Linked DNA regions of Mus musculus: all the other regions are linked to region 3. The links are chromatin contacts, found by Hi-C or POLR2A ChIA-PET in ENCODE. All regions are on one chromosome and are shown on one strand. The core of a region is the stretch at or near the end of the contact, and the rest is flanking DNA. Distances in the headings are between cores, read along the strand shown.

Evidence for each region. Hi-C counts contacts between places; a loop is a spot of excess contacts on that map. ChIA-PET counts read pairs that join two places held with the same protein, here RNA polymerase II (POLR2A).
Region 1: POLR2A ChIA-PET joins it to region 3 with 10 read pairs in Patski. The contact joins the promoter of Ciart here to the promoter of Rprd2 in region 3. POLR2A ChIA-PET finds 5 or more read pairs at or near these places in 3 of 5 experiments (Patski and embryonic stem cell).
Region 2: a map of heart shows a loop between it and region 3 (2.4-fold over the local background). The contact joins the promoter of Prpf3 here to the promoter of Rprd2 in region 3. A Hi-C loop is called at or near these places in 1 of 37 maps with a recorded cell type or tissue (heart). POLR2A ChIA-PET finds 5 or more read pairs at or near these places in 4 of 5 experiments (Patski and embryonic stem cell).

Annotation. Positions count from the first base shown.
Region 1 is chr3:95,880,215-95,883,668 of GRCm38, forward strand. It overlaps Ciart (circadian associated repressor of transcription), which reads right to left and starts at 2,014. Exons shown (of 6, transcript NM_001033302.2): 1 at 1,941-2,014; 2 at 967-1,375; 3 at 769-844; 4 at 421-499; 5 at 195-306. The coding sequence starts at 1,311. The region is part of intron 1 of C920021L13Rik (RIKEN cDNA C920021L13 gene); the gene reads left to right.
Region 2 is chr3:95,854,629-95,857,886 of GRCm38, forward strand. It overlaps Prpf3 (pre-mRNA processing factor 3), which reads right to left and starts at 1,257. Exons shown (of 16, transcript NM_001316751.2): 1 at 1,121-1,257.
Region 3 is chr3:95,817,005-95,820,366 of GRCm38, forward strand. Rprd2 (regulation of nuclear pre-mRNA domain containing 2) reads right to left here and starts at 1,949. Exons shown (of 11, transcript NM_001368178.1): 1 at 1,543-1,949. The coding sequence starts at 1,747. Gm29948 (a long non-coding RNA gene) reads left to right here and starts at 1,876. Exons shown (of 2, transcript XR_375854.4): 1 at 1,876-2,126; 2 at 2,716-3,362.

The DNA of each region.
Region 1 (3,454 bases), core at 764-3,263, 63 kb after region 3:
GGGTAAATTTCGTGAGATCTCAACAGAATAGAGCCAACATCGAGACGAAATCTAAAACTCACAGTAATGTGCCAAGTCAGACAGACAGCCCTTCCCTGGGAGGGAAAAGGGAAGGCACCTGGAAGGGAGACGTTCTCCAGACAGTCGGGGCCTGGGTCTTCTCCCAGTCTCTCCCTTGGTCTTTAGGGGCATACCTTGCTTATCTGGTGCCGGCTACCTCCTGAGGATGACTTCTGGGCAGCTATGTGAGGAAACCAAGTCTTTAACATCCCTTCCACCTGCAGCAAGGTTCCTAGATAACGTTCTCTGTGAAAAAAAGGATATTTTAAAAGTCAACTATGAAAAAAGAAACAGGGAGAACTGTACAGGCCTCCCTCAATAAGATACTGAGGAGGGAATGAAGGAAAGAGGGAGACTCACCCCATCTGAGGCTTCTGTAAAACACCCACTATGCGCTGGATCCGGTCCATGGCCACACTCTGTTGGAAGCTACTTAATCCTAGGGTGAAAGAGGGAGGGTGATTAGAGGGCGTGGGATGTACACAGCTCAGCTGTAGGTTCACTCCCAGCATTGAGGGAAACAGCAGAGGTGGGGACTGAGGTAAATGTAAAGGAAATACAGAGACAGATGGGGTTCAAATGAATTCACATGAAGAAATTAAGTTACAGATGCAAACAGAATAGCCCATGCCCCAAAGAGAAATGTAAGATTTCACTCAGAGAAGGGGGGCTACCCCCAGAAATATAATTAATTAATCAGATTATTACCTCTGTCAAAGCGACCCATCTTGAGTCCGTTCAGTAGGTCTGTGAGGGGCCGTATGAACCCTTGGAGTTCTTTACACTGTAGAAAAACAGCACAAGACTTTGAGACCAGCAGTGGTTTTTCTGCTGTGATGTAACTGGCAGGTCCTTGTCAACCAATTAGGTGTTTGCCACTGCACTATCTTTTCTGCTTTCTGTTACCTTTTGAGCAAAGAGCAGATCTCCCTCTGTAGTACATCCTTGGGTGTTCAGACTCGTCTCCTGTTCACCGTCTCTTGATCTCTTGACTTCAGATCCTTGCTGTTCCAGATGAGGTGCTGTATGTTGGTTACTAGAAACCCTGGGTCGATGTCTGCAGCGGATAGGGCCTGGACTGGGCCTGGAACCTCCTCTCTGACCCACAGTGTCTGGCCTGAGCTCATGGGTGCCCTTGCCCTCCCTCTCGTTATCAGAAGGGAAGCTAAAGTCACTGTTCACAGAGGACGTGGAAAATGATGGGGAGAGGGAGGAGGAGGAATAAGAAGAAACACTAGATGGAGAATCCATAGGTCCAGGAGCAGGAGAGGGGCTGAAGAGCAGCTCCCGTAGTACCAAAGATCAGAACCTGCAACTGAAAAGCAAAGCGAGGGAGTCTGAAATCAGAGTCAAAGAATTAGGAAAGGGACTGGGAGACTGGGGCATTCTAAACAGAGTAACATGGTTTTCGCTTTGTTTTATTGTTTTTCCGTTCTCAATAGAAACAAGAAAGAAAGGAAAAAAAAAAAAAACTTGCTCTTCCAGCCGCATTCAAAATCTAGACCGCCAGCCCACACAGAGCTCTTGACCCTACACAGCCTTTCTTCCCTTGGGTGAATAACCGACTTTACACCTTCCCCTCAGCCTGCAGTTCTGGGCTGTTCCCGGCCAGACCTCATAGGGAGCCTATCGACCTAAAAACGACACCCGCTAGAGGCTGCTCTGCGCACCAGAACCCACCTCAGGTCCCTAGAGTTCCGGCCCCATAGACACCCGGCTCCACCGCTTTCGCATCCTTCACCATCAGGTGCACTGCGCTGGTCAGTCTACGGTCGCGCCTGCCAGGTGATGCAATACCTCCCAACACCCCGATCTGCGGTCTTCCATGCCCACCCCATCCGGGTCGTCTTCCGGAGAGCGCTTGGCTCTCGTCCGCTTACCTGGGTCTGTCGGTTCAGCCCCGGTCGGTATGCAGCTTCTTCACTGTCTGTGCTGGTCTAGCCGACCCACCTCCGCCTCACTCTGTGGGTCCCGCCCCTTCCCCCTCCCAGACACGTGCGGTTCTGCACGTGCCTCCCCCTGCGTACACAGACCTTGTGCTCTCATTGGATAGCTTACCGGCAACACGTGACTCTAGATGCAGACGCTCACAGCCCATTTGCTACGGCACGCGGGGGCTCGGCCAATAGAGAGGCAGCCAAGTGGTGATTGGCTGGAAGGGAAGCAGTCCATGCTCCGCCCGTACATGCGGCTCCTCGGGTGATAAAAAAGGAGGATGGAAAAAAGTGAAAATTAAGGAAGGGGCGGAAAAGGGTGGAGCTCATAGCCTTAAATAGGACAGCACTGCGCGGGAGACGCACGGCTGGAGTGTACAGAGCGGGGCCGAGCCACGGAGGTGGCGCCTCGGGACGTGGGCCCCTCTGAGCGCCTCCGCGCACGGGCGCAGCACGTGGGAGCCCTCAGCAACTCGTGTCCGCAACGTGTGTGACAACGGACGTGTGACGCCGGGCATCCGTTCCCTTGTCGGCGGCTCGCCCTCGTGACTCCCCACTCTTTCATCCTCCCCTCCTCGCCACCAAGTTGGGTGCCTCCTGCCCTGCTGGGCGAGGAGGGTGGGGACTGCGGCTGGAACACCGCGTCCTCTCCGGGGCTCCCGCCGCGCAGCTTCTCCAGCCGGTTCTTACATAACTTGCCACGCACGTTCCCAGCTCGGATGCCAGCCCGCCAAGATTCTAGAGGTCATAGCCGAACTTGTCCCTGACTTTTCTGCCCCGGGCCCTTCGGACCCTTCACTCAGAATTCTCTGATTCTCAGTACTGGGAACAGAGCAGAGTAGATCTTTGCTCCTCAAGCTTATGGCTTTATCTGGCTTCAGTTTATTTGTTCCTGGGAGAAAACTGGGGAAACGTTGAGGAAGGAAAAAAGCGAGTCAAGAGTTTAGAGAGTCACCAACAGACCTTAGCATCCCTTGCACCAAGTCACTGTAAAAGGAAACGATGGCGAGGAGGACCCTGTCGACTGAAGCAGAGGAGTCGCAAGGGGGCACTCTAGTTCTGATTAGGGTCGAGAGAACAGACACTACCACCCCCCCACCCCCCCAGTCTTACTAAAAGAAAAGTTGGACAGGGATCTAAGTCATGGTTTGGAGAACGTGTGGTTATTTTAAATATGTTCTAATGCTTTTTTACTTATATTTAGCAATGTGGTTATTTTAGAAAAAGGAAAAGGATTTCTAAATTAAACCTCAGCACTGTTTCCCCAAACACAATTTCAAGACAATATCAAATAAAATATAAGTAATCTAGATGTGGTGGCTCATGCCTTCTGTAATCCTGAGGGATGGATGCAAGGAGATCAGTTCAAGACCAACCCGAGCCACATGGGACCCTCAGGAAAAGAAAAGAAACAAAAATAGAGTTAGAATTACAGTCTCAGAATGAACCTGTTATCTGTG
Region 2 (3,258 bases), core at 7-2,506, 37 kb after region 3:
TGGCTACATGAGACCTTGTCATAAAAAAAAAAAAAAAAAAAAAAAGATGCAGTCTAATTAGCTCCTACATTCTTGACAGATTTCTCTCTCATAAGATCTGTCAATACACAGTATTTAATACATCTGAATGAATCTGGAAGGCTGTTTCTCAGTGACAACTTTTATGAATAATCCTGGGATAGCTTTTTTGGGCCATCATGAGATAGCAGTATACTGCCTATCAAAAAGAAAGCAACCACAGGCACTAAAAGTGGAGAAGAAAGCCCATTTAAGATAGAATATAGTAAGCACCACCATTCATAAGCCCTTAGGAAAGCAAGTTAATTCCCGAGAGCCTCAGTATACTTATCTTAGAAAATGAGACATCTGGTATAACACTCCATTCAATAAATACTTAAGTTACTATTTCTTGTCAAGCAGAATACTTACTGCATGTAAGGACACACACAGCAGTGAACAAAACAGCCAAGAATCCTCATGTTAATGGGACTTACAACCCACTACAATTGAATAATAGGCTAGAAAGTTTAAGCAATTTTCAAAATCCAGAGTAATAGGTGAAGCATATTAAGCATATTGGATGTAAGCTCAAGAAATATACTAACAAATGGATGTCTTCAAATTCGACCCGAATGTGCAAACGAAACAGTCAATGGATAAGAAAGTTTCAGTCAGTAGAGTTGTCACTAACCAGATGTTCAACTCTAATAGCGAGGGGGCGTCAGCGTCGGTGGGGGGCTGGGGGGTGGAGGGGAAGGGGAAGGGGAAGGGGAGGGAGGCAGAACGCTGTCTTCTGAATGAGCAGGTAGCAGAATCTCATCTTCCGAAGGGATTCCTTACTTTTCTACGCTACAAGCCCCTGGAACCCCATGCTCCGGTCTTTGCTATCTTCCCACCTGGCCCCGGCCCCACCGAGTCCGCGCTAACTCCTCACCTCAGGGCAGGTTTGCCCACCCTGCTGCTTCCCGCCCCCGCCCTTTGCCTTCAGCCAGCCCATTCTGACTTCTTCCCCGGACAGAACCAGGGAGTCCTCCCAGCCTGCTTCCCGCCGAGCACTCCCGCCCTGTCCAGCCGCTCGCACCGAAGGCTACAGCCTTTCGGGCGCGGGGCCACTACTCACCTCACAAACTTCAGCCCCTGAGACGGAGCCCGAACGTTACACCGGAACCGGAAACCTTCCGGTTGCCCTACGGCCCGCCGTCGCTACCGCCACACACCGCCACGCTGCGGTCCCTACGGCACGTGACTACGGAAGGCGGGGCCTCAGCTGCGCAGCCGCGGTATCAAGGTGCCGGCCGCGGGGCGCACGCGCCGCGGGATCCTAAAGCCTAGTCCGCGGGTTGTCCCGGAGCGATGCCAACGTTAGTTCGGGCATTATTTCCCGGAGCAGAAATCGGTTGGCATCACATTCCCTCGGGTCCAAAGAGTTAGTGCGCTAAGATTATCACTTAGAACTAAAAGCAAGGACGTCCACATTCGTACTCAAAGTGTCCTTTCTAGTTTAAAAAAAAAAAAATTGTGATCTCTAGCATTAGCTGCCCTCCCTTAACTTTGCCTCCCTAATTTAAAATCGATACCAGAGACCAGGCAACAAAAAAGAACAGATTCAGAGCTATCCCCTGGCTTCCCATTCGCCAATGAAACACCAAAACCTGCCTCACTTCCTAACCTCTAGGGATAACAGTATTCCAATTGCTAGCTCAGCCTCAGAAACCAGACTACTTTCTCGCTTGTCGCTTTCTGCCTTGCATGGCTCTTTACTAAGAAAACTACAAGATTTGCACTCCACTCTACTTCGGGTTTGTGCTCAAATTAGCCTTAGAGAAGCCTTTCTGGCCGCCCTATTTAATTTTGATACTTGACGCTCTAGAGTCCCACTTTTTTTTTCTTTTTTCTTTTTTTTTTCCTTATTGTACTTGTAGTATCATCTACCGTATTCATAAAAGTTAACTTAGGCTTTGTACTAGTCAGGGTTCTCTAGAGTCATAGAACTTATGGGTAGTCTCTGTATAGTAAGGGGATTTGTTGATGACTTACAGTCTGTAGTCCAAGTCCCAACAATGGGCAGCAGCAGCTATGAAAGGAAGTTCAAGGATCTAGCAGTTGCTCAGTCCCACAAGACAAGCAGGTGGAGAAGAGAGAGAGAATCTTCCTTCTTCCAATGTCCTTATGTAGGTCTCCAGCAGAAGGTGTGGCCCAGATGAAAGGTGTGTGCCACCAAGCCTTCAACTCAAAGATCCCCCAGTCTTAATTTTCTGGAATTTATAGCCACTATGCCTCAAGATCTCCGTGCCAAGATCCAGGTCAGAAATTGTATATCTCAGCCTCCAGATTAGGATCACAGGTGAGCCTTCCAATTCTGAATTGTAGTTCATTCCAAATATAGTCAAGTAGATAACCAGGAATAGCCACCACACGCTTAGTGCTTATACTTACAGTAACACTCATACAATTAAGTACTTAATAAATACTTGTCTACCATGGCAAGTTCCCCACTACACATCCCCCAAATAAAATGTAAAACTTTTTTTTTTTTTTTTTTTTTTTTTTTAAGGAATGGCAGTTCCTCTGGGAAAGGTGGGGGTAGTGGATAGAGGTTAGATAAGGGACATCAAATGCAGTTAGGTAAGAGAAAGTACTTCTGGGACTGGAGAGATGGCTCAGTGGTTAAGAGCACTGACTGCTCTTCCAGAGGTCCTGAGTTCAATTCCCAGCAACCACATAGTGGCTCTGTAATGGGATCTGATGCCCTCTTTTGGTGTGTCTGAAGACAGCTACAGTGTGCTCGTATAAATAAAATAAGTTTATCTTTAAAAAAAAAAAAAAGCCGGGCAGTGGTGAGAAACCCTGTCTCGAAAAACCAAAAAAAAAAAAAAAAAGAGAGAGAGAGAGAAAGTACTTCTGGTAGTCTATAGCATGTGCCACTATGCCCAACTTTAACTCATTTTTATGCTCATGAATATCCAATTTCCTGATACTATTATTTGCTTTGTTTGAGGCAGAGTCTCACGTAGCCCAGGCTGGCCTCAAACTCACTATGCAGATGATCTTGAACTCCTGATATTCTCACTTCCATCTCTTAAATTCTGAGATTACAGGCCTGAACCACCAAACCAAGCTCTCAGGCTGTCCTTTCCCTGTTTGAATAGTTTTGGCAGTTTTGGCAAAACTCAGATGAAGGCCTGCTCTGTAGGTAGAGGTGTTTTACAACGGCACCAGTTTGCTTCCAGGATCCCCTAAGGCAGCAGGAGAAAATTG
Region 3 (3,362 bases), core at 699-3,198:
TGAGTCTTTGAAGGTGACAGATATTGCAGATTCTAGTTTAACCTCTTGGCAAGAAGTAAACAAACAAACAAAAAATCTGACAATAATAAATAAAGACTAAGCCGGGTGTGGTGGCGCACGCCTTTGATCCCAGCACTCGGGAGGCAGAGGCAGGTGGATTTCTGAGTTCGAGGCCAGCCTGGTCTACAGAGTGAGTTCCAGGACAGCCAGGGCTATACAGAGAAACCCTGTCTCAAAAGACCAAAATGATAATAATAATAATAATAAAAAAGACTAGCTAATCCTGTCCTTTCTCTCGAATATCCTTCTCAACAGTATATTTCAAAGAACCACAGAACAACTGTCTTAAATACAAAAGATTTTAAATTTGGGGCCTATAATTTTGAAGTTTTATCCACTTGTTCACTAACAAGTAAACTCAAAAAATATTATAGAAGCGAAGACAGACATGGAATAAGAAAACTGTTAACTGAGTACCACTGGCAAGAGGCTATATAGATAGGAAGCAAACAACTTGAATAAATATGTATGGAGTTGGGGTTATAATTGCTTAAAATTTACTGGGTAGAACAAGCTGGCCTCAAACTTTCAGCAATCCTCCTGCCTCAGCCTCTGAAACGACATGGGCCACCACGCCCAGTTTAACAATTCATATTTTAGAAGACCTCTTTTCTGTATTAAAGCAGTGTTGTGGGGAGAACCACACAGGTTGAAAAAAAAAAGTATACTTGAGATGGGGGTTATATCTAAAACAGATAAATATATTTTAAAATTCACATTTCCCATTTTGATTGCCTATGCAAACAAACTCAATTCTGTAAAGTGTGCTTCAGGAGATTAAAAAGTGGCCGGATATATTTTATACTTCGGTACCAATGATGATTACAGTCTCGCAGTTGTGTCTCGTCAGTATCCCGTGGTCTGTATTTTAGTGTTGCAAACACAGGTAAAAGGAAAACAGGTGGTCGCCTCACAGCTCTGTAGAGTTCCTATTGCTTCACATTCATCCAGGGAAAGCCTCCTTAAAACACACGCCAAGTTTCACCCACAGTCATCAAGAGAAGGCCCCTTTCTAGACATATCCCAAGTTTCACGTCGGCGGAAAACACTGCCTGGTCTAACATATTTCAGGGAAGTGGACAGCTTAAACCATGGCTTGACTAGCCAACAGGAAACCCAGAGATCATTAACACGTCAAGGCCTGTAAGAAATAAACGGACGCGACCATTTCCGTGAAGGTTCAGGATAATCAACAACACACCTTCCAGGGCTCGGAAGGAAACGCGAAAATCTCTACGGGTCTAGGCCCAACGGCCCAAGGTCACGCCAAATGTGAGGCTGAAAAATTCCAAGCAATGAGCCCCCTGCAGAGCAGGGCAACCGTGCCTAGGATGGAGTCTGGGCTAGGGAACACTCGCGCCCGATCTTTAATGTGAACCCCAACTGAATGCAGCAGCTCGGTGGGCAAACCCCAGAGTGTTTTGGGGGCCGCATTTTCTCCATCTCTCCAGCCTCCCCCTTCCTAGTCGCCCCCACACTCACATCTCCGGAGCCACTTCATCCAATGGTAGACGATTGTACTGTGGTGTTTCTTGTTTTCTATACACCAGGACGACAAGCCTTGAATGGATTCCATGGTGTTGGTCACCGACTGGAATTTTCGATCCAACGAAGACTCCAGGGCCCCTGCGGACGAGGCCGACGAGGAGGAGGCCTTACTGCTGCCTCCGCCGCCGCCGGCCGCCATCTTCCCCGGTTTGCACAAGCGCCTCTGGTCCTCTGGCGGCGGCGGCGGCGGCGGCGGCGGGAGCGGGCAAAACAATCAGTGCGAGTGCGTGAAAGCAGCAGGAGGGGAGGGCGGCCAGGGGGTGGGGACGCTGCACGCGCTAGGCTCCTCTGGCGGCAGGAGGGCTAGCTGCTGGGCGCGCTGGCGGCTCCCACACGCTGCGAGGAGGGGCCGCGGCCGCGGAGGACTGTCAGTATGGCTCGGGGGTGGTGTTTAAACCGGGAGTCGGGAGACGACTACGGAGGAGACAGAACCTGCGACGGCGCCGACAACTAAGGCTTTTAGCCTCTACGCTCCTCAACTCTTAAGGCCCTTCCCTCATCCCGTTGGCCAAATTCCGGTGAGCCCAGGGCGGCCTTGGTACCGAAGACGAAACGCTACTCCGCCGTCCCTTCGGCTGCAGAGAGCTTTGCCTTTAGATTTTCTACCACAGGAAAGGCCCAAAGCTACCTAGGCAGAAAATTTTCTTTCTTTTTTTTTTTTTCTTTTCTTTTTTTTTTTTTTCTTTTTTCTTTTTTTTTTTTTTTTTTGCAACGCAATAGCAGCAATAGACCAGCAGAAGAAATGCGCACGCGCACGGAAGCCCCGCCCCTCCGCTTCCTCCTCAATCTTGAGCACGGGGGCCGAGGGGGCGTGATGGCGCTGCGATTCGACCAATCAGGGAAGGGGGTCGGAGAAGCGCGTCGGGACCTGAAGGCGGAGGAGGCGCTGCGTCTCTCTGTGCGCCTGCGCGTTAGGTCTGCGCCTAGCGGGTTGGGAGGAAAACCTGGGGAGGCAGGATTGAGGCGCTCCGGAGCCTAGGACGTTACTAGACCCCAGTTCAGTGCTCGGCCCTGCTTTTGGCTTCATGGCGGGGTTGCTCCCTGGGAGCCTTTAATTCACACTAGGATGGGAAATGCCCACCGTTCTGTGGCTACTGTTTTTGACAGCTGCAGCTGCGTTCCCTGCCACCCCGCCATCGGGGACCTACACGCGACAAAATGGCTGGCACGTCTTGCGGAGTGGGGGAAGACGCGCATGCGTCAGGCCCTGTTAGCTGTTCTCTAGGCACTCCTTGACTAACCTATGCTACACGCCCGACTGCGATGACACCGTTCACAGCCAGCCGACCGACTGCATTCTAGAAAGAGGGAATAAAAGTTAAACGAAAATTTCTCTGAAAAGTCTTCGAAGCGAGGAAAGAGTAATTGACAAGGTGTGGCTTCTTTGCTAGGTAGTAACATCACAATTTCGTAATGCGTTATAGGTTTGTTTTTGTTTTTTCGAGACAAGGTTTTTCTGTGTAGCCCTGGCCGTCCTGGAACTCACTCTGTAGACCAGGCTGGCCTCGAACTCAGAAATCCACCTGCCTCTGCCTCCCAAGTGCTGGGATTAAAGACGTGCACCACCACTGCCCTGTGCGTTACAGTTTACAAGAGTCTTGAGTATTGTGTTTATTAGCACAGCCTCAAATTAACCATTATGGGCTGGAGAGATGGCTCAGCACGTAGGAGCACTGACTGCTCTTCCAAAGGTCCTGAGTTAAAATCCCAGCAACCACATGGTGGCTCACAATCATCCTTAATAAGATCTGACG